Regions from separate parts of the Homo sapiens genome. Here region 2 is linked to region 1. Evidence: chromatin loops called from intact Hi-C (ENCODE). Cell type or tissue: Caco-2. All regions are shown on one strand. Each heading gives the region's core, and the rest is flanking DNA. Links, peaks and the distances in the headings are about the cores only.

Evidence for each region. Peaks named below come from ENCODE experiments on the same cell type or tissue, not always from the same donor. Only the 100,000 strongest peaks of a DNase experiment are listed, where the experiment ranks them.
Region 2: a loop joins it to region 1, with 4 times the contacts of the local background. A loop is called at or near these places in 2 of 110 quality-filtered maps.

The regions. Positions count from the first base shown.
Region 1 is chr12:4,008,437-4,023,550 of GRCh38, forward strand. LINC03141 (long intergenic non-protein coding RNA 3141) reads left to right here and starts at 3,473. Exons shown (of 4, transcript XR_007063171.1): 1 at 3,473-4,678; 2 at 5,256-5,350; 3 at 10,546-12,645. RefSeq lists enhancers at 9,861-10,458, 10,459-11,054, 14,637-15,114. In Caco-2, for the core only: no CTCF peak of the experiment used is centred there; DNase peaks (open chromatin) are centred at 5,285, 6,575 and 7,135.
Region 2 is chr12:4,060,805-4,075,918 of GRCh38, forward strand. No RefSeq gene overlaps it. Among named protein-coding and RNA genes, the nearest start is that of LINC03141, 56 kb to the left of the region's middle. In Caco-2, for the core only: no CTCF peak of the experiment used is centred there; a DNase peak (open chromatin) is centred at 8,477.

The DNA.
Region 1 (15,114 bases), core at 3,647-11,646:
GTAAGCTTAAACAACTCATTTGAGAACTGAAAGGGGCTCAAAAACAAGCTAGTCCAATGACTCCTAAGCCTAACTCAGAAAATTCAGTGCCCTTGTTAACATCATAGGTTCCTAGAAATTCTGCTTCTGTAGGTCTTGGGAAGGCACAGGAACCTATCCATTTTTTTTTTCCTTTTTTGAGACAGGGTCTCACTCTGTTGCCCAGGCTGGAGTGCATTCCCATTGCAGCTCACTGCAGCCTCAACCTCTCAGGCTCAGGTGATCCTCCTACCTACCCAGTCACCCAAGTAGCTAGGCCTACAGGCATGCATCACCATGTCTGGCTAATTTTTGTATTTTTAGTAAAGATGGGGTTTTGCCAAGTTGCCCAGGCTGGTCTTGAACTCCTGAACTCAGGCAATCCACCTGCCTTGGAGTCCCAAAGTGCTGGAATTACAGGCCTGAGCCACTGTGCCTGGCTGGAACCTATCCTTTTAATTAACCAGGTGACTCTGATACTGCCTGTCAGTAGACCTACCTTTGGGTCTAATCCTCTCTTTTTCCATTGAGAAACCTAAGGCCCAGAAAGTTAAACTGAAGGACCTGAAATCACAGAGCCAGGACTCACAGATCTTTCTCATTCTAAGTGTACTTCTATAGCCCCTGAATCCTTAATGCCTCACATTGGAGCCAGGAAAGTCATGATAGCTCACGGAGGTCCATGGAAAATATTCAGTTAGCACATCTGGAGGTAAGACATAAAGGTACTTGAAGAGTCAGCTAATCTTTACAAACTGTCGGAGCCACATCTGTCCAATATTCCTACGACAACATCAGGAGATGGATCAAATCATTTTCCTATATGAACAAAGTAAAATTCTCACATTTGACATGTAATTATTTTCCTTCAAAAGCTGACTTGGTCTCTCAAAATCTGCCTCCACGCTTAAACCTTTCAGAAATCCCTCCTAGAATCCTCCAGCCCAACTCCTAACTCTTCCTTTGATCTCACCCCTCTTCAGCAGCTGTGCATCCAGTTGCCCTTGATGTGTTTTTGCTGACAGGTTGACCGTAAATGTTTCTGAGACCTGTTCATAAGGTCAGAGGCCATAAGAACTTGTGGAGTCTCCAGCCTTCTCTACAGGTAAAATTATGTCTTTTCATTACTGTGGATTGGCCCGCACTGGGTCTATACAATGTTAATAAATGTGGTCGGCCAGGCGTGGTGGCTCATGCCTGTAATCCCAGCACTTTGGGAGGCTGAGGCAGGCGGATCACTTAAGGTCAGGAGTCTGGGACAAGCCTGGTCAAAATGGCAAAACCCCGTCTCTACTAAAAACACAAAAATTAGCCAGGCGTGGTGGCAGGTATCTGCAATCCCAGCTACTCAGGAGGCTGAGGCAGGAGAATCACCTGAACCTGGGAGGCAGAGGTTGCAGTGAGCCGAGATTGTGCCACTGCACTCCAGCCTGGGCGACAGAGTGAGACTGAATCTCAAAACGACAACAAAAACAACAACAACAAACAATATTAATAAATGTTGTCAGCTGTACAGAAAAAACTCTGGCTGAGAGACGGGAACCCTAGATCAGATCCCTGCTCTGCCACTAACTCACTGGTTGCCTTCAGGCAGGTAATTTCAACACTTTGTGCTTCAATGTCCTCATCAATAATTGAGTGAATAAGACTAGATCAATATTTCCCAAGACATGTTCCAAAGGACGGTTGCTAAGGAGGTTGATGGTTGTTGTAAGAAAACAGCACTCTGTGGTTAAGGCGGCTGGTGCAGGACATCTCAGAGCCTCTAATGTGCATTCTGAATCTCCAGTGGGGGCTTGGCCGACACAGAACCCTTTTTTAGGAGGTACCGCATTAGGTTAATGTTCTACAAAACTCACTTGGCCAGAGGCTGGCAAGAATGAGCTCCAGGGTCGCTTACAGGATAAAGAGATGTGAATAGCAGAGTAAGCACTGGACAGGAGCTGGGAGACGGGTTCAAAACTCTTCCACTTACAAACTGTATGATGGTAGTAAGCACATCAACCTGCCTGAGCCTCAGTTTCCTCATTGTACCTCACAGGATTGTGGTGAAGGTAATGCACAAATGCCAAACGCATGCTTTGAATAAAATAAGTGCTTAACTTCTATCAGAACTTGGCTATCTTGCTATCTGGCATTCAATTTTATCAATAGCTTTATCAACAGCTCCATTGGATTTCCTTCTGAAACAGCTCTATGCATCCACCCCTAAACTATATACACTTTTTTTTTTTTTTTTTTTTTTTTTTTTGAGACAGAGTCTCGCTCTGTCACCCAGGCAGGCTGGAGTGCAATGGCACGATCTCGGCTCACTGCAACCTCCACCTTCCAAGTTCAAGCGATTGTGCTGCCTCAGCCTCCTGAGTAGCTGGAACTACAGGCGCCTGCCACCACGCCTGGCTAATTTTTGTATTTTTAGTAGAGACCGGGTTTCACCGTGTTAGCCAGGATGGTCTTGATCTCCCGACCTCATGATCCACCTGCCTCAGCCTCCCAAAGTGCTGTGATTACAAGCGTGAGCCACTGTGCCCAGCCAACTATATACTTTTTTTTTTTTTTTTTTTTTTTTTTTAGACAGAGTCTCACTCTGTCGCCCAGGCTGGAGTGCAGTGGCGCAATCTTGACTCACTGCAAGCTCCGCCTCCCGGATTCACGCCATTCTCCTGCCTCAGCCTCCCAAGTAGCTGGGACTAAAGGTGCCCACGACCAAGCCCGGCTAATTTTTTTTTTTTTTTTTTTGAGACGGAGTTTTGCTCTTATTGCCCAGGCTAGAGTGCAGTGGTGCAATCTCGGCTCACTGCAACCTCCGGCTTCCAGTTTCAAGCGATTCTCCTGCCTCAGCCTCCCAAGTAGCTGGGATTACAGGCACCCACCACCACGCCCAGCTAATTTTTTTGTATTTTTAGTAGAGACAGGGTTTCACTGTGTTAGCCAGGATGGTCTCAATCTCCTGACCTTGTGATCTGCCTGCCTCAGCCTCCCAAAATGCTGGGATTGCAGTCGTGAGCCACCGCGCCTGGCCATACATTTTAAGAAGAGTTCTGCAAACAGCCCCGACCATTCTCTCAACCTGCCCGAGAGCTTTGAGCTCCCTTTCCTTCACCCATTCTCTAGCAGGAAGGTATTATATAACCAGACCTGAAGTTTAACACAGCCAGGTATGTGACTGAACTTCAGGCTTGAGAGTTTGTGCACCACAGCCCTAGAGCTCCTCCAACAGAGGTGGGTACCGTGGGAAGTTTGCTGGGAAGACTCCGGTCAGCTGATGAGTGGTTTTAGGCAGTGAGTGGAACAGACTGTTTCCAACACACAGCGGAGCCCACTCAAGCCTCAGGAATGTTATAACCTTTCCTCACCGGAAGTCAGGTGTTTGTCTAGCTTGACCCAGGTCAAGGCGTGCTTGGACTGAATAGAGCCAGTCTTTTCCCCCAGCTGAGCCTATCTGTTTTGACCCAGTCAGGGCCAGGAGTCACAGGAGATACAGGCTGGAGGTTAATAATAGTGGTAGAAGGTAGATTTCTTGTGCAATTTGCATTCAATGAAGAGCCAGAAAAAGTGACTTGATTAATAGGATATCAACATGGGTCGTGGGGAGCCAATACCCCAGTACTTTGGATAGAAAGCCTATGGTTCTGAACTGAAGGATTCTGATGCTTTCTTCATCAAACAGTGAGCAATGCCAGGCACAATTCTAAGGGCCTTACATGTGTTAAGTCCTTCAATCCTCACTATTCTGTGAGGTAGGTTCTGTTATTATCCTTCTTTGTATAAGCACAGAGAGGTTAACTAACTTGGTTAAATTTCCATGCCTATTTAGTGATGACTTTGCTGAATTCAGGTTCTAGAACCTGTGATGCTATCCACCTTACTAGACTGCTTCTTTAAAGTTAAATAAGGGCCTCACTCTGAAGTCACTAATTGAGCTGTGAAAAGCAGTTTCATTCAAGCTAGTATTTCATAAAGCAAGGCAGAATGACTTTGCAAAGAACACAGGCCAAGAAACCAGAAATTGGGACCCAAGCATGGCCACCCACCTGAATTCCACTCAGATCAATGCTCCTCTGGTTGTTTGACTTCCCGGACTTCCCTCCCCTAAGGGCACAGAGCTCTCACCAAACCTGAGATTTCACACACAAGCGGCCTGCTTAGCAGGTACCATCTCCACCAAAACACACATTTGAAGAGCTGTAACCTCAGCTCCATCTTCCTGGTATCCTTCCTCCTTAACCTTAGAAGGTACAAAGAGGAGGGCCAGGCACAATGGCTCATGCTGGTAATCCCAGCACTTTGGGAGGCCAAGGTGGGCAGATCCCTTGAGTCCAGGAGTTCGAGACCAGCCTGGGCACATGGTGAAAACCCATCTCTATAAAAAATACAGAAATTAGCTGGGTGCGGTGGCACATGGCTGTAGTCCCAGCTACTTGGCAGGTAGCTGAAGTGGGAGGATCACTTGAGCCTGGGAGGTTGAGGCTGCGGTGAGCCAAGATTGAGCCACTGCACTCCAGCCTGGGTGACAAAGAAAGACCCTGTCGAAGAAGAAGAAGCAGCAGCAGCAGAAAAAGAAGAAGAAGAAGAAGCAGAAGAAGCAGAAGAAGAAGCAGAAGAAGAAGAAGCAGAAGAAGAAGAAGAAGAAACAAAGGGGAGGATGCAACTTGGAGAGGTGAGAGTCCAGTTCATTGAGTCAACAATTATTTTATAAGTGCCTCCTGCAGGACTGGCACTGCTGGGCACTCAAGGGACCAAGATTAGTCAGATCAAGATAGTTCCCTTTAGCAGCTCCCAGACTATAAGAGAGAAAAGACCTATACAATCATGGGAATATGAAAGACAAGGTATTCAGTGCTCCATGAGGCACAAGAAAGCTCTATAGGACTTGGGAGAGGAGTAGCTGGCTGGAGGAATCACAGAAGGCTTCCTGGAGGAAGTGGCTTTGAGCTTCTGCCATCTCCATGCAGCTACTCCAAGCTCCAGAGCCAGCCACGGAGCACTCCTGGAACTCTTTGCAGGATCCATCTCGAAGTTCTGACTCCCAGCAGAGAAACAACACTGGTAGGCTGAACTGGCCCAGGGCCCTGCCAGCCGCTTTCTCCCTCCACTTATTCCAACGAAACTGTCAGATTTTCCTGAATGCAGTTTTTGCTTTAAAGTGGCAAGGGTTGGGGAGTTGGGGGTGGGGTGGGGATAGCTTCACAAGTTAATCCACTAATGTTTCACCTGCTTCTTCTCTGTGTTGCCAGGCCCAGCCCCTAGGAGAAAGCCTAACTGCAGTAAAGGAGTCCTGGAGACAGGACAAGAATGAAGTCAATGAAGCATAGCAGGAGTGGAGATAAAGGTGCTTTCTTGGGCCTCACTGCCCTGGGGTGACTTATCCAGTTAATTTTTTTCCCTCCTCCTCTCTCTTTCTCCCCCTTACTCTGCTGACTCTAAAGGCCCTGGGAAGATGTGTGATCATGTTTATATGAGACTGTCTTAGGAGATTGCCAGAAGGCCTATTTCTCTAGTTGTACTTGCCTTCTTGTGCTCCTGTAAGAAGACACAGAGATAGAGGATTATGTTGCCCTATGACTCAGATGGAGGGGTAAGGGGCAGAGGCAGAGGCAGACAAGGTGAGAGGCATAGCAAAGACCACACAGCAAGCTGCTACCCACATCCCTAAGAAGTATCCGAACCCCCAGAAGTTCTAATAAACATTATTCCCATTGCTGATAGTTAATTTTTCCCAATCATTCATCCATTTCTCCATTCCATAGAAATTTATTGAACATCTATTATAGATGCGACAAAATAAAAGTCTGGGTGTGGTGGCTCATGCCTATAATCCCAGCACTTTGAGAGGCCCAGATGGAAGAATCCCTTGAGCCCAGGAGCTTGAGTCCAGCCTGGGCAAACTAGGCAAGACCCCATCTCTACAAAAAAATTAAAAGTTAAGTTTTGTCAATGGCCATAGCTTATTCTCAAATATTAATCTCCCTAAAAACTGTAACACACAAAAAGGGAAAGTCTTGATACATTTTTAGGTTTAATTCCATTTGTTTCAGGGGATGGTTTGCATGTGCCTCGTTCAACTGCTTACAACGCTGTGAAATTCCATAATCATTGAATTGATTTATTCTCAGAGAACAGATGTCCACATATATTTGCTGCCATTAGCAATGTATTTATTCATTTATTCATTCATTCACTTGGAAAACATTGTCCAAATACTTCATGCTACTGAGTGTATTCTGGTGGGGAGAGCAGAGTTAGTGATGGGGAGGTGGACACACAGGTGGCCCCAAAACACAGAATTAATGCCCCTTCATTGTCTAGCACTTGCTATCTGCATCTTGTTGGAGTTCCTCTCAAGCCCTATGAGGTAGTGCTATGGGCCTTTTTGTACAGAGGGGAAAACGTGGAGACTCAGAGAGTTTAGGTAACTGTACCAGGGCCCCATAGCTGCAAGCAAGAAGCAGACACACCCTAATAGATTCCCACACAAAGCAGGCACGTGAACTCTGCTGAAGGAAGAAGAGGAGGAATCAACGACCTATGCTCATCTGCTGGACGTCTCTCTAAGAGCACGGACCCCTGCCTATGGACCAGGGGCAACCATTCAAGGCCTTTACAGAGTTAGGAATGAAGTTATCTGATCCAAGGCAGGAAGATAAGGATGTTGTAACCGTTCACTATGGTGTGCTCCTTTCAAAGGCTTCTTCATCATCCCTGGAGGGGGATTGTACGAACTCTCAGGGTTGGGAGAGGAAGGGGGCAGCTAGAGAGACTGCAGCTTGGTGGGTGAAATGGAAGCAGGGATTGCATGCACCACAGCTCGCTTCTTTGTAACCAAGGCAGAATGGAAGAGGAAGGCCTTTGGAATAACTTTCCTAAATAAGCCAACAGGCCATTTAGGCGAAGGTGGGGGTCGGGGGACACAATGTGACTCCAGTGGGTGGCCGTAGCAGAGGTGACAAAGAGGAAACGGCCCCCTGGCCTTGGCCCCAGGCTTCAGGATGAATGAGGCCTCTCCCAGCGACCTGAAGGTCACCCCAGGGCATGTCCCAAGACCTTGTACAGACAAGGCTTCTGATTACTCATTAGCCAGCCTGGGGACTGGCCTCCATGTTGCTGTCCTTGGCCATAAACAGATGAAAGCCCCAGCCGCCAGCTCAGGGCAGGCGGGCCTGATAGTCTAGTAGCTATCTCAGCCCCTGGAATTATCAAAGCCTGGAGCAGCCCAGACAGAGGAGGGAGGCTGGGCTTTCAAACACTTCTGTGCCCTTCACAACTCCTCCTCCCCTCTTACCCCTCACCCAAACAAACAGAAGGAAAAAAAAATCCCATCATACTAGACAGGATTTTAACAGATGGCTTCCAGGGCAAAGATTGCCTGAACCAGCTTCGGCAAGGACATGCCAAGATATGCTGATGAGAGGGAAGGAATCCTTCTGAAACCCCTGGAATGGACTGTTCTATCCTTGCTTCAAGGCTGAGAAAAAAGGCATCTTGGATGCAGATTCAGGGTGGGGCCAAGACACCCGAAGGCCTCGGTCCTGCTCAATCTCTGCCTTCTCACCTCCCCCCTTCTTTAGAGGGCCGTGGGTAGGTACCCATATGGGCATGCCTTCTGTTGCTTCTCCAAGCCTCTCCCACTCAGCCCTCTCTGACTGAGATTTGAAGTCTAGAAAGCAGCAAGTCCTTCCCTCCACCTTGTCTGAGAAAATCCAGTTATCCACTCCAAGTCTCTACTCCCCTACCATGAACCTGGCCCTGGGACCAACCCCACAACCAGGCAGCTCTCTTGACCCTGGGTCTTTGTCCGCTGTCCATAAATCAAAGTGGTAGGTTGATATTCTGTAGAGAGAAATGGAAACAGAACCAGAAAGTCCTGCTATTCAGAGCCTCCAGAGCTCTATCTTGACCAATACCTAACAGTAATAAAACACCAACATGGCAAAACAGCCACGGCAGCAGCCCAGATAGAAACAGGAAATCTTCATTCATTCCATTTTCTCAGCATTTGGAACACATTTAGAATGACTATAACGTGGTAGTTGTCAAATGGATCCAAAGACCTGGTCCCTGATCTCAAGAAGTTCCTAAACTTGGGGAAGAATAATGTAAATAAACAATAACATCAGGAGCTACCATTTATTGAGTACCTACGATGTGCGGTTTCACACAGCAATGACGCGGCATGGCACTATCATCCCCCTTTTACAAAACAGGCCACTGAAACTCAAAGAGTACAAGGCCAGGTGAGAGTCTGGGAGTCATACCTAACCTGGTGGGTGTGACTCAGGTAGGGAGGCTTGTTAAAAAATTATTCAATGACACTTATGAAAACTTTATTCAGGACCATCGAGACAGGGGTAGGGACCATGGCAATGGAATTTTGCAGTGGGCAGGGAGCGGGGAGAGGTTGGGCTCAATTCTGATGCAGCAATGTATAGCCAAGGAGCAGGGTGGGGGTCAGTGGTGGAAAATTACTAAGAGGAAACATAAGGGGATTCCAGCTGAACAACTTAGCAGGATTCACACTGAAGATGGGCCAGGGTGATGAGATGTCACCTGGGGCCTGGTGGAGGAGGAGGAGCCTAATCAGATATTGAAGGGTGGGGTGGTGGGGAGGTTCTTGCTAAACTGACTTTGCAAGGCTCTTGCTAAAATTAGATTTTACAAGGAAGTGCACAGATGGGCCTTGAAGAACGTTCGGGAACCTGCCTCAAGTTTGGTCCAGCAAGGACTCCATCAGGAGAAGACATATTTAACACTGTCAGCCACTTGGGAATTTTTCTTCTCACTCGGTGTCCCAAGCTGCTTCTCCCCTTACCTGTCCCGTTGTGTCTTTTCTGCCTGCTTTGTTTCTTGCCTTCCCCCTTTTCCCCTTGAGTCTAGATTGGATCCCCACCTCTCTTTTCTTCTGCTACCCATTGAATCCATTCCTAGGGCTTTCTTCATCATCTTTTTACTTGCAATTTCCAAGCCTGTATCTGCAGCTCCCACCTCACTCCATGCTCCAGATCCCCATTTCCATCTCCAGTAACTTCAGATACCTAAAACCACCTTGCCATTCTCAGGCTACTTTGTTCAGTATCTCTTTGCCCCTTGCTTGAACCATTTTATTTTATTTTTTTATTTTTTGATACAGAGTCTTGCTCTGTCGCCCAGGCTGGAGTGCAGTGGCGCGACCTCAGCTCACTGCAACCTCTACTGCCCGAGTTTCAGCAATTCTCCTGCCTCAGCCTCCTGAGTAGCTGGGACTACAGGCATGCGCCATCACACCTGGCTAATTTTTTGTATTTTTAGTAGAGACGGGGTTTCAGCACGTTGGCCAGGCTGGTCTTGAACTCCTGACCTCAAATGATCTGCCTGCCTTGGCCTCCCAAAGTGCTTTGCGGACAAAGACCCAGGGTCAAGAGAACAGCCTGGTTGTGGGGTTGGTCCCAACGTGCCCAGCCCAGCCGTGTGGACCATTTTAATGGCTTGAATCTCCTCTGTCATTTTAGTTTCTTCCTATTCCAGGTTACCTTACATGTGTCATCTTGATTTCTCTTCCTAAATATCTCTTTTCTTACAGGACGACCATACTCAAAATATCTTCAGTGGTCCCCTAATGCCTATAGAGTTGTGCCTAGATACAGGCACAGCTCTCTACATTCTGGTGCCAACCTGTCCTCTCCTCTTCTCAGACCCTATACCCCAGGGCCACTCACTATTTCCCCAGTGCATGTCAGTGCTTTTGTGCCCCATGCCCTCTTCAGACTTCTGCCCCTGCCCCTTCAGGATACTGTTAAAACAGGTGTCTTTTATGGATCCAGTCTTGATTCCCATGGCCAGATGTGGGCTCTTCCTACCTGAACTGCCATAGCACTTTGTTGTTTCATGTCCTTGGGTATTAGAGTTTGGTCTCACCTTGCAGTGTGGTGCCAGGTCAGGAGCTTAAGTAGTGAAGTTGGAATGGGTTTGAATTCTGGCTCAGCAACTTTCTAACAGTGTGACCACAGGCTCTTTAATGTGAGCCTTTTTCTACCATCTGTAAAACGGGCAAAAGGATATAAGCTTGCTGGGAAAGTTTGAAGTAATACATGTAAAAGCACCCTACACGAGTGACAGGCCTCTGAGCCCAAGCCAAGCCATCGCATCCCCTGTGACTTGCACGTATACGCCCAGATGGCCTGAAGTAACTGAAGAATCACAAAAGAAGTGAATATGCCCTGCCCCACCTTAACTGATGACATTCCACCACAAAAGAAGTATAAATGGTCGGTCCTTGCCTTAACTGATGACATTACCTTGTGAAAGTCCTTTTCCCGGCTCATCCTGGCTCAAAAAGCACCCCCACCGAGCACCTTGCGACCCCCACTCCTGCCCGCCAGAGAACAAACCCCCTTTGACTGTAATTTTCCTTTACCTACCCGAATCCTATAAAACGGCCCCACCCTTATCTCCCTTCGCTGACTCTCTTTTCGGACTCAGCCCGCCTGCACCCAGGTGAAATACACAGCCATGTTGCTCACACGAAGCCTGTTTGTTGGTCTCTTCACACAGACGCGCATGAAATTTGGTGCTGTGACTCGGATTGGGGGACCTCCCTTGGGAGATCAATCCCCTGTACTCCTGTTCTTTGCTCCGTGAGAAAGATCCACCTATGATCTCAGGTCCTCAGACCGACCAGCCCAAGGAACATCTCACCAATTTTAAATCAGGTAAGCGGCCTCTTCTTACTCTCTTCTCCAACCTCTCTCACTGTCCCTCAACCACTTTCTCCTTTCCACTCTTCAATCTCTCCCTTCTCTTAATTTCAATTCCTTTCATTTTCTGGTAGAGACAAAGGAGACACGTTTTATCCGTGGACCCAAAACTCCGGCGCCAGTCACGGACTGGGAAGGCAGCCTTCCCTTGGTGTTTAATCAGTGCAGGGACGCCTCTCTGATTATACACCCACGTTTCAAGGGTGTCAGACCACGCAGGGACGCCTGCCTTGGTCCTTCAACCTCAGCGGCAAGTCCCGCTTTTCTGGGGTAGGGGCAAGTAGCTCAACCCCTTCTCTCCTTGTCTCTACCCCTTCTCTGCTTTTCTGGGAGAGGGGCAAGTACCCCTCAACCCCTTCTCCTTCACCCTTAGCGGCAAGTCCCGCTTTCCTAGGGGGCAAGAAGCCCCCAATAGCTTATTTCCGCACCCCAACCTCTTATCTCTGTGCCCCAATCCCTTATTTCCGCACCCTGACCTCTTATCTCTGTGCCCCAATCCCTTATTTCCGTGCCCCAACTCCTTCTCTGCTTTTCTGGAGGGCAAGAACCCCCCACCCCTTCTCCGTGTCTCTACTCTTCTCTGGGCTTGCCTCCTTCACTATGGGTAAGCTTCCACCTTCCATTCCTCCTTCTTCTCCCTTAGCCTGTGTTCTCAAAAACTTAAAACCTCTTCAACTCACACCTGACCTAAAACCTAAATGCCTTATTTTCTTCTGCAATGCCGCTTGACCCCAATACAAACTCGACAGTAGTTCCAAATAGCCAGAAAATGGCACTTTGAATTTTTCCATCCTGCAAAATCTAAATAATTCTTGTCATAAAATAGGCAAACGATCTGAGGTGCCTGACGTCCAGGCATTCTTTTACACATCAGTCCCGTCCTAGTCTCTGTGCCCAGTGCAACTCGTCCCAAATCTTCCTTCTTTCCCTCCCGCCTGTCCCCTCAGTACCAACCCCAAGCGTCGCTGAATCTTTCTAATCTTCCTTTTCTACAGACCCACCTGACCTCTCCCTTCCTCCCAGGCTGCTCCTCGCCAGGCCGAGCTAGGTCCCAATTCTTCCTCAGCCTCTGCTCCTCCACCCTATAATCCTTTTATCACCTCCCCTCCTCACACCTGGTCCGGCTTACAGTTTCGTTCCGTGACTAGCCCTCCCCCACCTGCCCAGCAATTTACTCTTAAAAAGGTGGCTGGAGCTAAAGGCATAGTCAAGGTTAATGCTCCTTTCTCTTTATCCCAAATCAGAAGCGTTTAGGCTCTTTTTCATCAAATATAAAAATCCAGCCCAGTTCATGGCTCGTTCGGCAGCAACCCTGAGACACTTTACAGCCCTAGACCCTAAAAGGTCAAAAGGCCGTCTTATTCTCAAAATACATTTTATTACCCAATCTGCTCCCAACATTAAATAAAACTCCAAAAATTAAATTCCGGCCCTCAAACCCCACAACAGGATTTAATTAACCTCGCCTTCAAGGTGTACCATAATAGAAAAAAGTTGCAATTCCTTGCCTCCACTGTGAGACAAACCCCAGCCACATCTCCAGCACACAAGAACTTCCAAACGCCTGAACCGCAGCGGCCAGGTGTTCCCCCAGAACCTCCTCCCCCAGGAGCTTGCTACACGTGCCGGAAATCTGGCCACTGGGCCAAGGAATGCCCGCAGCCCGGGATTCCTCCTAAGCCGCGTCCCATCTGTGCGGGACCCCACTGGAAATCGGACTGTTCGACTCACCTGGCAGCCACTCCCAGAGCCCCTGGAACTCTGGCCCAAGGCTCTCTGACTGACTCCTTCCCAGATCTTCTCGGCTTAGCGGCTGAAGACTGACGCTGCCCGATCGCCTCAGAAGCCCCCTAGACCATCACCGACGCTGAGCTTCGGGTAACTCTCACAGTGGAAGGTAAGCCCGTCCCCTTCTTAATCAATACGGAGGCTGAGTAGCCTCCACATTACCCTCTTTTCAAGGGCCTGTTTCCCTTGCCTCCATAACTGTTGTGGGTATTGACGGCCAGGCTTCTAAACCTCTTAAAACTCCCCAACTCTGGTGCCAACTTAGACAATACTCTTTTAAGCACTCCTTTTTAGTTATCCCCACCTGCCCAGTTCCCTTATTAGGCTGAGACACTTTAACTAAATTATCTGCTTCCCTGACTATTCCTGGACTACAGCTGTATCTCATTGCCGCCCTTCCTCCCAATCCAAAGCCTCCTTTGCGTCCTCCTCTTGTATCCCCCCACCTTAACCCACAAGTATAAGATACCTCTACTCCCTCCTTGGCGACCGATCATGCACCCCTTACCATCTCATTAAAACCTAATCACTCTTACCCCACTCAACTTAAAGTGCCAATATCCCATCCCGCAGCATGCTTTAAAAAGATTAAAGCCTGTTATCACTCGCGTGCTACAGCATGGCGTTTTAAAGCCTACAAACTCTCCTTACAATTCCCCCATTTTACCTGTCCTAAAACCAGACAAGCCTTACAAGTTAGTTCAGGATCTGCGCCTTATCAACCACATTGTTTTGTTGCCTATCCACCCCATGGTGCCAAACCCATATACTCTCCTATCCTCAATACCTGCCTCTACAACCCATTATTCTGTTCTGGATCTCAAACATGCTTTCTTTACTATTCCTTTGCACCCGTCATCCCAGCCTCTCTTCGCTTTCACTTGGACTGACCCTGACACCCATCAAGCTCAGCAAATTACCTAGGCTGTACAGCCGCAAAGCTTCACAGACAGCCCCCATTACTTGAATCAAGCCCAAATTTCTTTTTCATCTGTTACCTATCTCGGCATAATTCTCATAAAAGCACACGTGCTCTCCCTGCCAATCGTGTCCGACTGATCTCTCAAACCCAAGCACCTTCTACAAAACAACTCCTTTCCTTCCTAGGCATGGTTAGCTCAGTCAGAATTCTCACACAAGAGCCAGGACCACACCCTGTAGCCTTTCTGTCCAAACAACTTGACCTTACTGTTTTAGCCTAGCCCTCATGTCTGCGTGCAGTGGCTGCCGCTGCTTTAATACTTTTAGAGGCCCTCAAAATAGGTAGAGGCCTTTCCTGCAGGGTCTGAGAAGGCCACCGCAGTCATTTCTTCCATTCTGTCAGACATAATTCCTCAGTTTAGCCTTCCCACCTCAATACAGTCTGATAACAGACGAGCCTTTATTAGTCAAATCAGCCAAGCAGTTTTTCAGGCTCTTAGTATTCAGTGAAAGCTTTATATCCCTTACGGTCCTCCGTCTTCAAGAAAAGTAGAATGGACTAAAGGTCTTTTAAAAACACACCTCACCAAGCTCAGCCACCAACTTAAAAAGGACTGGACAATACTTTTACCACTTTCCCTTCTCAGAATTCAGGCCTATCCTCAGAATGCTACAGGGTACAGCCCATTTAAGCTCCTGTATAGACGCTCCTTTTTATTAGGCCCCAGTCTCATTCCAGACACCAGACCAACTTAGACTGTGCCTCAAAGAAAAAAAAAAATTGTCATCCCTACTATTTTCTGTCTGGTCATACTCCTATTCACCGTTCTCAACTACTCATACATGCCCTGCTCTTGTTTACACTGCCAGTTTACACTGTTTTTCCAAGCCATCACAGCTGATATCTCCTGGTGCTATCCCCAAACTGCCACTCTTAACTCTTGAAGTAAATAAATCATCTTTGCTGGCAGGACTATGCTGAATCTCCTTAGGCACTCTCTAATCAGACATCCTGAGTCGTCCCAATTCTTAGACCTTTTATACCTGTTTTTCTCCTTCTGTTATTCCATTTAGTTTTTCAATTCATACAAAACCGTATCCAGGCCATCACCAATCATTCTATATGACAAATGTTTCTTCTAACATCCCCACAATCTCACCCCTTACCACAAGACCTCCCTTCAGCTTAATCTCTCCCACTCTAGGTTCCCACGCCGCCCCTAATCCCGCTTGAAGCAGCCCTGAGAAACATCGCCCATTCTCTCTCCATACCACCCCCCAAAAATGTTCGCTGCCCCAACACTTCAACACTATTTTGTTTTATTTTTCTTATTAATATAAGAAGGCAGGAATGTCAGGCCTCTGAGCCCAAGCCAAGCCATCGCATCCCCTGTGACTTGCACGTACACGCCCAGATGGCCTGAAGTAACTGAAGAATCACAAAAGTGAATATGCCCTGCCCCACCTTAACTGATGACATTCCACCACAAAAGAAGTGTAAATGGCCGGTCCTTGCCTTAACTGATGACATTACCTTGTGAAAGTCCTTTTCCCGGCTCATCCTGGCTCAAAAAGCACCCCCACTGAGCACCTTGCGACCCCCCACTCCTGCCCGCCAGAGAACAAACCCCCTTTGACTGTAATTTTCCTTTACCTA
Region 2 (15,114 bases), core at 4,294-12,293, 53 kb after region 1:
TTGATAAATGAATGGGAACGGACTTGGCAGAGCAGAGAAATTCATAGATACTTAAGGTAGAGGGACTAATGTGAAACCAGTCCCCTAAGGCCCAGGAGTAGGAGGCACCGAGTGCCTTGAAAGGTGGCACTATAAACCTGGGATTGTTAACAGATTATGGGAGAACCCTTTCTCCCCACCCAGGCGACCAGGACACAGCTTTTTTCCTTACTCTAGCAGAGGATCAAAGAGGTTAAACCAGAGAGAAAGATTCCTCTTTTAGGAAATTGCCTGGCTCAAGATAAAGACTCATAGGCAGTGGCATTAGGGATCAATAAGCAATGTCTAAAAGTGAAAAATCAGGAAATAGCAGGATATTTTATTATAAGCTTTGCAATACTGTTTGACTGTCATGCACACATACTAACCTGAATAAAATAAAATTAGACTAGAAAAAGAAACAACCTAGGGACACCTATTTTGTTTGGCACCATCAAAGGAGTAAGTTGATTTCCCAGAAAATTGAAGGTTTTCTCCGAAAACCATACTTTTGTTAATAGAAATATTAAATTTTAAATGTACTTAAATATATTTTATTAAATTTATTTTATTATGGAAACATGTAAATGGACATAAAAGGAAAGAGAACAGTATACTCATCACCTAGTTTCAACAGTTATTTTTAAAATAGTTTCATCTATTTGTCTACCTATTTATGTATTTTACTAGAGATTTTTAAAACAAATTTCAGACATCACACAATTTTTCCACCAAATACTTCTGTATGTATCTTGGCAAATAAAAAAAATTAGATCACTTGTCTTATAAGATTTCTCTAACTTTGTATTTGTCAGATTATTTATTTTCTTGTGCACTTAAAGTCTTTTTCCTTTTATTTACTGTAAATTTGTAGAGCTAAGATCCAAATTAGTTTCAAGTCTATAGTGCATCATATCAGGGGACATATAATACCTGGTTGTCCCATTCTTTGTGATATGAAGTTTATTCAGTGAGTTAAGGGACTCATCCATTACTATGTTTCCATCAGCCTTTCAATTCGTGGTCTTACCATCCATTGACATCACGAGTTCATTAGACATTGCAAAATGCCATTCCTTTTGCATATATTAATTAGCGTTCTATAAAATAGAACTTTGAACTACAGCCGTGTGTCACTTAATGACAGAGATATGTTCTGAAAAATGTTGTCGTTAAGTGATTTCATCGTGTGAACATCACAGAGTGCGCAAATACTACATGCCTAGGCATATGGGCCAGCCTTTTAGGCTACAAAACTTATAGCATGTTACTATACTGAATACTGTAGGCAGTTACAAAACAATGGTAAGTATTTGTATATGTAAACATAGCTAAGCATAGAAATGATATAGTAAAAAATATGGCATAATTTTGAGGTGGGTGGATCACTTGAGGTCAGGAGCTCGGGAACAGCCTGGCCAACATGGTGGTGTTGCACACCTGTAGTCCCAGCAACTCGGGAGGCTGAGGCAGAAGGATTGCTAGGAGGCAGAGGTTGCAGTGAGCTGAGATCGTAACACTGCACTCCAGCCTGGGTGACAGAGAGAGGCTCTGTCTGAAACAAAAACAAAAACAAAAGAGCATAATCTATAACCTTATGGGACTACCATCATATTGTTATGTGGTGCATAACTGTATTGGATATCCTGGGAAAAGTAGGATAATTGCTTAATAGTGTTTCTTTATTCATTTTTGGAATAATGCATTGATGCCCTAGCAATTTTCAAAGGTGTCCAATGAGCATTGTTTGTTGCTCTGTTTTGAGGAATCATTAAGGATTCAGGATTTTTAAATCAAACTTATTGGGGCATAATTTACATAAAGTACAATGCACACATTTTGACAAATGTATAACCTACCATATAACTACTGCCACAATCAAGACAGAACATTTCCATGACCCCAAAGATTTTCTTTTACCCCTTTGCAGACAGTCATTCCCTCCATTTTCATCCCCAGGCAATCACACGTCTGCTTTCTTTCACTATTGATTAGTTTGCTTGTTCTAGACTTTCTTATAAGTAGACTTACACGGTAAATACTCTTTGTTTCTGACTTCTTTCACATGGCATAATGTTTTTGAGATTCCTTCATGTTACTTGTATTAATAGTTTTTATTACTGAGTAGTATTCCATTTTATGAATATACACCAACTTGTTTATATGTTCATCTGTTAATAGATATTTAGGGTGGTGTTAGTTTTTGGCTATTAAAAATAAAACTGCTATGAGCATTTGTATACTAGCCTTTATGGGAACAAATGCTTTCATTTCTCTTGGGTAAATACTTAGGAATAGAATTTTGAATTGTGTGGTAGATGGATATTTGTGAGTAATCACTAAACTTTTTCAAAGTGGTTGCACCCTTGTCTTCCTACCAGCAATATATGAGAGTTCCACTTGTTCTATACCTTTGCAACACTTGGTCTTGTTGGTCTTTTAAAGTTTATTAATCAGTTGCTCTAGAGGGTGTGAAATGGTATCTCATTGTGATTTTAGTTTGTTCTTCCTGATAATTAATAAACCTTTCAGCATCCTTTCATGGACTTATAGGCCGTTCATACATCTTCTTTTGTAAGTGCCTGTTCAAATCTTTTGCTCATTTTTAATACACTTTATTTTCTGGAGGAATTTTAGGTTCATGGCAAAATTGAGAGGAAGAAACAGAGATATCCCATAAACCCATTGCCCACACACACACATAGCCTCTTCCATTATCAATATTCTCCACCAAAGTGATAAATTTCTTACAACTGATAAACCTACATTGGCACATCATTATCCCCCAAAGACCATAGTTTATAGTAGGGTTCAATCTTGGTGGTGTACATTTTATGGGTTTGGACAAATATGTGACTTATATCTACCATATAGTTTTATACAGAGTAGTTTCCTAAGATCTTCTAAAAATTCTCTGTGGCCTGCCTTTTCATTCTTTTCTCCTCTACTACCCCTGGCGACCACTGGTCTTTTGCTACCTCCATAGTTCTGCCTTTTCCAGAATATCATATAGTTGGAATTAATTGTACAGTATGTAGCCTTTTCAGATTAGCTTCTTTCGTTTAGTAATATGCACTTAAGGCTCCTCCATGTCTTCTCACAGTTTGACAGTTCATTTCTTTTTAGCACTGAATAACATTTCATTGTCTGGATGTACTACGGTTTATTTATCCATTCACTGACAGAAAGACATCTTGGTTGCTTCCAAGTCTTGGCAGTTTTGAATAAAGCTGCTATAAACATCTGTATGCAGGTTTTTGTGTGGACGCAAATTTTCAGTTTCTTTGGGTAAATACTGAAGAGTTTTGACGTTGCTAATCAGTTGCCAATCATACTGCAAGAGTATGTTTCGTTTTACAATAAACTGCCAAACTATCTTACAAAGTGACTGTATCATTTTGCATTCCCACCAGCGGTGAATGAGAATTTCCATTGCTCTACATCATAACCAGAATTTGTTTTTTTCAGTGTTCTGGATTTTGGTCATTCTAATATGTGTGTAATGGTATCTCATTTTTTGTTTTAATTGCATTTCCCTGACGATATATGATACTGGACATCTTTTCATATGCTTATTTGCCATCTGTATGTATTTTTTTCACAGATGTCTGTTAAGGTCTTTTCCCCTTAATACTTTAATCATATTTTTCTCTTCTTATTGTTTAGTTTTAAAACTTTTGTATTTAAAAAAACAATTTTATTGTGTTTATTTGAAGTATACAGCGTGGTGTTATGAGTCTTTGTATGTTTTGGATAACAATCTTTTATCAGATATGTCTTTTGCAAATATTTTCTCCCAGTCTGTGGCTTGCCTTTTCATTCTCTTGACAGTGTCTTTTGCAGAGCAGAAATTTTTAATTTTAATGAGGTCCAGCTTATGAGTTCTTTCTTTCAAGGCTCATGCCGTCAACGTCCTATCTAAACAGTCATTGCCGAGCTGGTCATCTAAGTTTTCTCCTATGTTGTCTTCCATAAGTTTTATAGTTCTGCCTTGTGCATTTAAGTCTGTGATACATTTTGAGTTAATTTTTGTGAAGAGTGTAAGTTCTGTGTCCAGATTCATATTTTTAAATGTTCAATGTAGTGATTCCACATCATTTGTTGAAAAGACTCATTTCTTTACTGTATTGCCTTTTTCCCTTTGTCAAAGATCAGTTGACTCTATTGATGTGCCTATTTTGGGACTCTATTCTGTTCCATGGATCTACTTGTCTATTCCTTTGACAATATTACACTGTGTTGATTACTGTAGCTTTATATGAAGGAAGTCTTGAAGTTGGCTTAGTGTCAATCCTCTGACTCTCTTCTTCCCCTTTAACATTGTTAACTATTTTGTATCTTTTGCCTCACCATATAAATTTTAGAATCAGTTTTCTGCCATCCACAAAATAGCTTGCTCAGATTTTGACTGGGATGCATCAAATCAATAGATCAAATTGGGAAGAACTTGACAGTATTGAATCCTCCTATCCACAAACATGGAATATCTTTCTATTTTCCATTTATTTAATTCTTTGATTTGTTTCATTAGAGTTTTCCAGTTGTCTTCATATAGATCTTGTATACATATTATTAGATTTCTACCTACTTAATTTTTAGATGCTAATGTAAATGGTATTGTTTCTAATTTTAAATTCCACTTGTTCATTACTAATATATAGGAAAGTGGCTGACTTTTTTATATTACCCTTGTGTTCTACAACCTTGCTATAATACTTATTAGTCCCAGGAGTTTTCGTCAATTATTTTAGATTTCTACATAGACAATTATGTCAGATGCAAACAAAGACATTTTTATTTCTTCCTTCACAATCAGTAAATCTTTTATTTCCTTTCCTTCTCTTATTGCATTAACTAGGACTTTTGGTATAATGTTGAAAAAGACGATGAGAGGGGACATCCTTGCCTTCTTTTTGATCTGAGTAGGAATGCTTCTAGTTTCTCACCATTAAGTATAATGTTTGTTGTAGGGGTTTGATAGACATTCTTTATCAAGTTGGGCACATTCCCTTCTATGCCTTGTTTGCCAAGAGTTTTATTCTTTTTAATCATGAACGAGTGTTGGATTTTGTCAAATGCTCTTTCTATGTCTATTGATAAGATCATGTAATTTTTCTTATTTAGCCTGGTGATATTATGGATTATATAAATTGATATTCAAATGTTGAGCCAGCCTGGCATACCTGGAATAAATCTTACTTGGCCGTGATACAGAATTCTTTTTATACATTGTCGGATTCAATTTACTAATATTTTGGTTGTGTATGTGCGTGTATGTGTATGTCTGTGTGTGTTTGAGACAGGGTCTCACTCTGTCGCTCAGGCTGGAGTGCCGTGGTACAGTCTTAGCTCACTGCAGCCTCAACCTTCTGGACTCAAGCGATCCTCCCTCTTTAGCCTCCCAAGTAGCTGGGACTACAGGCATGCACCACTACGCTTTGCTAATTTTTGTATTTTTTTGTAGAGAGGGGTTTTCACCATGTTGCCTGGGCTAGTCTTGAACTCCTGAGCTTGAGCAATCCACCTGCCTCGGCTTCCCAAAGTGCTGACGTGACAGGTGTGAGCCACTGCACCTGTCCCTTTAATAATATTTTGTTGAGGGTCTTTGCATCTATGTTCACAAGAGATCATGATCTGTAGTTTTCTCTTGTAATGTCTTTGTCTGGTTTGGGTATCAGAGTAGTGCTGGTCTCAAAGAATACAAAGTATTTCCTCTTCTCCTGTCCTCTGAAAGAGATTGTAGAGAATTTGTATAATTTCTTCCCTAAATGTTTGCTATAATTCACCAATGAAACCATCTGGGCTGGCCTCATACTTTCTGTTTTGGAAGGTTACTCATTGATTCCATTTCTTTAATAGATACAGGTCTATTTCAATGGTCTATTTCTTCTTGGGTGAGTTTTGGCAGATTGTTTCTTTCAAGGATATGATCCATTCATCTAGGCTATCAAATTTGTTCATAATCTTCCTGCATTATCTTGTTAATTTCCATGGAGTCTTTAGTGATGCCCCCTCTTTCATTTCTGATGTTGGTAATTTGTGTCTTCCCTTTTATTTTTTCTTAATTAGCCTGACTGGAGGCTTATTCATTTTATTGATCTTTTCAAAGGACCAGTTTTTAGCTCCATTGATCTTGATTGATTTCCATTTTTATATTTTATCGATTTCTGCTCTAATTTTTTATTTCTTTTTTCTGTTTACTACAGATTTAATTTGCATTTCTTTTTCTACTTTACTGCATTGAAAACTTTGATTATGTTTAGTTTTTCTTTTTAAAATATGCATTCACTGCTATAAATTTCCCTTTAAGCATTGCTTTTGCTACATTCTACAGTTTTTCATAAGTTGTGTTTTCATTTTAATTCAGTTGAAAATATTGTTAAATTTCTTTTGATATTTTCTCTTTAACTCGTGCTATTTGGATATGTGTTCTTTAATCTCCAAGTATTTGGGAATTTTCATTTATCTTTCTGTCATTGATTTCTAGTTTATTACAGTCTGAAACAAGACATTGTGTGATTGTTATCTTATAAATGTGTCAAGGTGTTTTATGGCTCAGAATGTGATCTATTCTGATGAATATACCATATGAGCTTGAGAAGAATGTGCATTCTGCTACTGTTGAATGAAATAGTCTATAGCCTACAGAAACCTCACACATTTTGATATTCTGTTATTAGGCACATACATCTTAAGAATTGTTATGATTTCTTGAACTGATCCCTTTATCACTATGTAATGCCCCTCTTTAACCCTGTTAACTTTTCTTGCCCTGATGTCTGCTATGTCTGAAATATAGCTACCTCTGCTTTCCTTTGATTACTGTTAACATGATATATCTTTTTCCATCCATTTGCTTCTAATCTATATGTGTATCTGTATTTAAAGTTCTGTCTTTTACATGGTACATTTAGACCACTGATGTTCAAAGTGATTATTGATCTAGTTGGATTAAAATCTACCATATTTATCACTATTTTCTATTTGTTTTCCTGTTCTTTGTTCTTATTTTTGTCTCCCACTTGTTTTCTGCCTTTTGTGGTTTTAATAGAGCATTTTGTATGATTTCCTTCTCTCTTCTTTCTTAATGTATCAGTCATACTTCTTTTTTCCTTTTGTTTTTAGTGGTTTCCCTAGAGTTTGCAATATGCATTTATAAGTAATCCAAGTCCACTTTGAAATAACACTATACTGCTCCATAGGTATGTGAGTACCTTATAATAAGAAAACTTTCCCAATTCCTCCCTCTCCTCTTGTATTATTGCTGTTGTTCATTTCTTTTATACATAGTATATATACATATATTTTATATAATCGAATGCTATTGTGGCTGTTATCATGATGAAGTTATTTGTTAGATCAATTAAGAATAAGATAAATAAAAGTTTTTATTCTACCTTTACTTAATCCTTTTTAAGAGTGCTTCCTTTCTTCATGTAGATCCAAGTTTCTGACCTATATCATTTTCCTTTGCTTTTAGCATTTCTTGCAAGGCAGGTCTACTGGCAACATGTTATCTCAATTTTTGTTTGAGAGTCTTCATTTCTCCTTCACTTTTGAAGGATAATTTCACAGGGTACAGAATTTAAGATTGGTGGGTTTCTTTCTCTTGGCACTTTAAATATTTTACTCTACTCTCTTCTTTCTTGCATGGTTTCTGAGAAGTCAGATGCAATTTTTATCTTTGCTCTTCTATAGATAAGTCATTTTTCCCTCTTTTCTTTCAAGATTTTTTCTTTACCTTTGATTATCTTAAGTTTGAATATGACACACTTAGGTGTGATTGTTTTTTGTTTGCTTGTTTATTTTTGGCATTTACCTTGGTTGGTGTTTTCTGAGCTTCCTGGAGGCGTATTTTGGTATCTGATATTAATTTGAGAAATTTATTAGTCATTATTGTTTCAAATATTCTTTCTTCTAGAATCTCATTACATGTATGTTATACCTTTTATAGCTGTCTTGCAGTTCTTATATATTCTGTTCTGTTTTTTTCTTCCCAGTCTTTTTTTCTGTTTGCTTTTCAGTTTTATAGGTTTCTATTGAGACATTCTCAAGCTCAGAGATTCTTTCCTCAGCTATGTCCAGTCTCCAGTAAGCCTATCAAAGGCATTCTTCATTTCTGTTCTGATGTTTTTGATCTCTAGCATTTCTTTTTAGTTCTTTCTTAGAATTTCCATATCTCTGTTTCTATTGCCCATCTGTTCTTGCAGGCTGTCTACTTTACCCATGAGAGGCCTTAGCATATTAATCACAGCTGCTTTAAATTCCTGGTCTGATAAGTCCAATATCCCTGCCATATCTAAATCTAGTTGTGATGCTTGCTCTTCCTCTTCAAACGGTGTTATTTGCCTTTTAGTATGTTTTGTAATTTTTCTTGATAGCCAGACATGATGTGTCAGGCAAAAGGAACTGCTGTAAGTAGGCCGTTGGTATGTGATGGTGAGATGTGGAGGGAGGGGAAGCATTCTGTAGTCACATGATTAGGTCTCAGTCTTTTAGTGAGCCTGTGCCTCTGGGCTGTGAACTTCTTCACAAGTGCTTCTTAGTTCTTTTCTCCTCCTAGGTGGGACATGATGGCTACAGTGAGCTGAAGTTGGGTGTTTCCTTTCCCCCAAGTCAGTTAGACTCTGATAAAACCCCAGTGTGTTTGGCTCAGGTTAAACAGCTTCTCCTGAGGGCAGGCCTTGTGAAGAAGACTAAGGTGCTCTGGTGTATTTCAGAATGGTTCCTCCTCCCTCCCCCTGCCAAAAGCAGGAGGGTATTTCTCTCCACTATTCATTGTGAGAACCAAGTCCAGCTCCTGGAGATAAAATTTGGGAAAGTAGGGGGCTCCTCCTATAACTGAGTCCCCCTGGAGTTTTCAGCTCTCAGAGTTGTCCACATAGGGCCTCCAGCAATTGGTCAATTCCATTTCAGGTTTTCCTGCCCCAGCACTGGTTTCTGCAGAGGTTTTTGTTTGTGGGTTTCTATTCTGTGAAGTCACCTGTCTGTTTTCTCTATTTTGGTTCGCAACAGTTTGCCCTGTGGCCTTACTTCTCTTACTGACCTAAGAAGAGTTGCTGACTTTTCATTTTGTTTGGCTTTTTACTTGTTAGGATGAAGTGGTGACTTCTGGGCTTCTTACCTGCTGGATTGGAAGTCATAAGTCTTTCGTTCATCTTTTATTGGGCTGTTTGTGTTCTTAGCGTTGAGTTGTATATTCTAAATATAAGTCCTTTTTCAGATATGTGGATTGCAAATGTGTTCTCTCAACTCATGAGTTTTTATATATTGAATGGGTGTCAGCCAATTGCAGTTATTATTCTTTTTAATGCTCTAATTGTTCTATTTTTTAAGGCAAAGTTTTTTAAAGCACATATTTCAGCTGTTTTGTATGAAAAATGTCAGAAATGTATCTGTCAAAAGCAAAATCTATGGGACCCACAATTTAGATTACCTTAAGTAAATCATGAGTGTCATCATAAATACAATTCCTTTTGGGCCTGAGGAGAGAGAAGATGCTGACCACCTGTTTAATAAATGATTCCCTCCATCACATATGATGCTAAGGAAATAAAATCGGTTTTATAACAAACATGCCAGAACATTTTTTTTTTTTTTTTTTTTTTTGAGAGTGAGTCTCGCCCAGTCGCCCAGGCTGGAGTGCAGTGGTGAGATCTCAGCTCACTGCAAGCTCCGCCTCCCGGGTTCACGTCATTCTCTCGCCTCAGCCTCCCAAGTAGCTGGGACTACAGGCGCCCGCCACCATGTCCAGCTAGTTTTGTTTTTGTGCTTTTAGTAGAGACGGGGTTTCACCGTGTTAGCCAGTATGGTCTGGATCTCCTGACCTTGTGCTCCGCCTGCCTCTATCTCCCAAAGTGCTGGGATTACAGGCGTGAGCCTCCACACCCGGCCCAGAAGTAGAACTTCTTAAACAAAATGTGACTTGTTCTTCACACAGCTTAGGAGACTATCCGTGTATTCCAAAGTAGTTAATTGATGCAACTCAGCACATTTTTGAACTCTTCTTTGGGTGGCCTTCAGATTTCATTGAGGCGTCTTACAAGAAAATCAACTTGTGTCCTTCAACCATATTTAAAAGCAAGCGTTTAGTAAAACTTGACTCTGGGCCAGGCACCAAACTAGATGCCTTCATATCCATTATCACACTTAATCTTACACAAATCCTAAGAGATTGGCATAATTAGCTCTACTCTACAGATCGTGGCACCGACAGTGATAAAGATTAAGTTACATGCCTGGGGTCATGCAGTCACTAAGTAGCGAGACTGCACTTAAGCCTGGTTCTCACAGACCCCAAAGGCTGCGCTCATCACAGTATACCATAATGCCTCCCATCGTTTTTAGTGGTTTCAGAAAAATGAAATTCACTTCTGATGGCAGAAGGTTTGCAAGCTTTTTATACACTGTGGACTCCAAGGTTCATTTGGAAGAGCTTTCAAAACTGTTCTTAACAATGGCAGCTCCCAGAATAAGTGACCATTCTCCCAGAGTGATTGCTTCAGAGAAGACTTAGTGTTTCTCAGGGCAAATACCTTATTGTTTTTTTCACACCCTTTCTGCCTCTTTCGTTCTTTTTTGTTGCCTGTCCATTTTTACTCCTGTGAATATTTCCTGGTTTCTAATGTTCCTAATGTAATGTTTTTGTTTGCATTTGGTGGAGCGAGGGGAGCGGGAGTTGAGAGGGTTTGAGCCACTGCAGGTATTCAGATCTCAGTGATTTCTTTTGACTGCTAAGAGACCTTCCATGTAGTCTGTGGCCTAATTTTGAAAGTGTCTCAGTTTGGGACTTTTGACTTTTTTTGAAGTTAAACTTTTTATTTTGAGAATATTGTAGATTCACGTACCATGGTAAAAAATAATACAGAGAAATCCTAAGTACCCCTTACCTAGTATCCCCGAGTGGTGACATCTTTCAACGTTATAATACAATAGTACTACGGTAGAATATTACAACCAGGATATTGACATTGATACAGTAAAGATGCAAAACATCACCACTTTGCAGTCTGTCAATGAAACAAAATAACACTTGTACCCCATAAATTTATACAAATACAAATAAACAATTTTTAAAAACAAACAGAACATTTCTGTGACCATAAGGATCCTTTGTGTTGCCCTTTTATTTTATTTTTCTGAGACAGCGTCTCACTCTGTTGCCCGGGCTGAAGTACAGTAGCGCAGTCATAGCTCACTGCAGCCTTCACCTCCTAGGCTCAAGTGATCCTCCACCTCAGCTTCCCAAGTAGCTGGGTCTGTAAGTGCGTGCCACCATGCCCAGCTAATTTTTTTTTTTTTAAAAGAGTCTCGCTTTGTTGCCCAGGATGGAGTGCAGTGGTGCGATCTCAGCTCATGCAAACTCCGCCTCTCAGGTTCAAGTGATTCTCCTGCTTCAGCCTCCTGAGTAGCTGGGATTACAGGAGCACACCACCACGCCCAGTAATTTTTTGTATGTTTAGTAGAGATAGGGTTTCGCCATGTTGCCTGGGCTGGTCTTGACCTCCCGAGCTGAGGTGATCCGCCTGCCTCAGCCTCCCAAAGTGCTGGGATTATGGGCATGAGACACTGCACCCGACTCTAATTTTTAATTTCTTGTAGAAATGGGGTCTCGCTATGTTGCCCAGGCTGGTCTTGAAGTCCTGGGCTCAAGCGACCCTCCCACCTTGGCATCCCAAATTGCTGGGATTATAGGCATGAGCCACCATGCCCAACAGTGTCGTCTTTTTATAGCCACATCCACTTCCCTTCTTCAACTCTCCATCTTTAACCCCTGGCAACCACTGATCTCTTCTCTGCTTCTATAATTTTGTCACTTCAAAATGTTAGTACATGGAATTATACAATATGTAACACTTTGGGATTGGCTTTTTTCACTCAACATAATTCTCTGGAAGTTGATCTAGGTCATTTTAGAGACAATAGTTGATTTCTTTTTATTGCCACTGAATAGGATTCCATGGTATGGAAATTACCACAGTCTGTTTAACCATTCACTTGTTAAAGGACATCAGTCTTACTCTGAGAGCAAAACCAGACCAAGACAGTACCTACCAAACCAAACAAAAACTAGTTATTTCTAGCTTTGGACTGATATAAATAAAACTGCTATAAACATTAGTCTACAGATTTTCACATGAACATAAGTTTTCAATTCTCTGAGATAAATATCCAGGAGTTCAATTGCTGGGTCATATAATAGTTGCTTGTTTTGTTTTGTTTTAACTGCCAAACTGTTTTCTAGAGTGGTTGTACCATTTTACATTTCCACCAAAAATGTATGAGTGATCCAATTTCCCTGCATATTCACCACCAGCATTTGATGTTATTGTTTTGTTTATAAATTTTTTATTTTTTAATTTTTATTTTATTATTATTATCATTTTGAGATGGAGTCTCACTTTGTCATCCAGGCTGGAGTGCAGTGGCGCAATCTTGGCTCACTGCAAGCTCCCGGGTTCACACCATTCTCCTGCCTCAGCCTCCCGAGTAGCTGGGACTATAGGTGCCCGCCACCATGCCCTGCTAGTTTTTTTATTTTTTATTTTTAGTAGAGACAGCATTTCACTATGTTAGCCAGGATGGTCTCGATCTCCTGACCTCCTGATCCACCTGCCTCAGCCTCCCAGAGCACTGGGATTACAGGCATGAGCCACTGTGCCTGGCCTGTTTTATTTATAAATTATTTTTAATCAGACTTTAAATTTAAAATGGTTTTAGATATACAGAAAAGTTGCAAAGATAATACTGAGAGCTCCATATACCTTTTGCTATAGATTGAATTACGTCCCCCTCTACAAATTCATATGTTGAAGCTCTAGCCCTCAGTGTGATGGTATTTAGTGATGGGGTCTTTGGGTGATAATTAGGTTTAGATGAGATCATGAAGGTGGGGTCCTCTTGACGGGATTAGTCCTCAGATAAGACCAGAAGAATGATCTCTCTCTCTCTCTCTCTCTCTCTCTTTCTCTCCGTTTTCCTCTCCACCGTGTGAGCACTTAGCAAGGAGACAGCTGCTCTCTCTCTCTCTCTCTCTCTCTCTCTCTCTCTCTTTCTCTCCGTTTTCCTCTCCACCGTGTGAGCACTTAACAAGGAGACAGCTGTCTGCAAGGTGGGAAGAGAGCCCTCACCAGGAACACAACCATGCTGGCACCCTGATCTCAGACTTCCCAGCCTTGAGAAATAAATATCTGTTGTTTAGGCCACCCAGTCCATGATATTTTGTTATAACAGTCCAAACTAAGATGCCTTCACCCAGTTCCCCCTATTGTTGACATCTTAGATTTGTATGGTTCTTTCGTCACAATGATGGGACCAGCACTGGCACATTATTACTAACTAAACTTCACAGTTTATTCATATTTCACTATTTTGCTCCAATGTCCTTTTTCTGTTTGAGGATCCCATCCAGGATACCACGTTACTTTTACTTGTCATGTTTTCTTAGCCTTTTCTGGTCTGTGAGTGACTGTTTGTCATACTTTCCTTATTTTTGATGACCTCGACCGTTTTTGAGGAGCGTTGGCCAGATAGTTTATAGAATGTCCCTCAGTTGGGTTTGTTTGGTGTTTTTCTCATGACTAGAGTCAGGTAATGAATTTTGGAAGGATTACTACAAAGAGGAAGTGCCATGCCCACCACATTGTATTAAAGATACATACATGCAGTTGATATGACTGATGGTGTTGACCTGATCACCTGGGTAAGGATGTTTGCCAGGTCTCTCCAGTACCCAGTTACCTTTTGCTTGCCCTCTCTTTCAGACTCTACTCTTTGGAAGCAAGTCCCTAGCACAGCCCAAACTCACCGGTGTTAAGCTCCATCTCATTGAGAGGCAAGTAGCTATATAAATTATTTGGAACTCTTCTGTACTATTGTTTACTTTAGCCACTCTGATAGGTATATAATGATATTTCATCGTGGTCTCAATTTGTATTTCCCTAATGGCTAATGATGTTGAACATCTATTCATGTGCTTATTTGCCATCTGTACCTATGCTTCAATGAAATATCTCTTCATATTTTTTGTGCATTTTCTGCTTGGATTATTTGTTTTTACTATTGAGTTTAAAGAGTTTTTACATGTATTCCAGATATTAGATGATTTTCAGATCCATCATATGCAAATATTTCCTCCCAGTCTGTAACTTGTCTTTTCATCGTGTTAATAGGGTATTTCATGGATCAAAAATTTGTAATTTTTATGAAATCTAATTTATCAATTTTTCCTTTTGTGGATCACACTTTTGGTGTCAAGTCAAAGAATATTTTTCCTAGCCCCCTAGATTATGAAGATTTCCTCTGAGGCATTTATATAAAAGTTTGTGATTGATTTTGAGTTAATTTTGTATAAGGTATAAGACATAAGTCAAGGTTCATTTTTCTGTCTATAAATACCCACTTACTCCAGCGCCTTTGAAAATGCTGTCTTTCCTCCATTGCATTGCTTTTGCACCTTTGTCAAAAAGCAGTTGGAAAATCTTTTATTTCTTGGTTCTTCATTCTGCTTTATTGATCTCTATGTCTCTCTTTTTGCCAATAACATACAGTCTTAATTACCTTAGCTATATAAGTCTTGAAATTGGATAAACTGATTCCTTCCACTTCATTCTTCTTTTTCAAAATTGTTTTAGCTATTCTAGTTCCTTTGCCTTTCATATACATTTTAGAATAATCTTGTGTATATCTACCAAAAATTCTGCTGGGATTTTTGTAGGAATTTTGTTAAACCTGTATATCAATTTGGGAAGAATATCTTTACTGTATTGAATCCTCTAGCTCATGAACATGGTATGCCTCTCCATTTACTTAGGTCTTCCTTGATTTCTTTCATAAACATTTTGTAGTTTTTGGCACAGAAGTCTTCTACATATTTTGTTAGACTTATACCTAAGTACTTGGGTTTTTTAAAGCAAATGTAAATGGTATTTTTACCATTTTGCATTTTTAATTTCTGATGTCCACATGTTTGTTGCTATTATTTAGAAATATAATTGATTTAATATGTTTATCTTATAAACTCTACTATTAGTTTAGAATTTTTTGTAGATTACTTGTGGTTTTAGCTATAGACAGACAATTGTGTCATCAGGACAG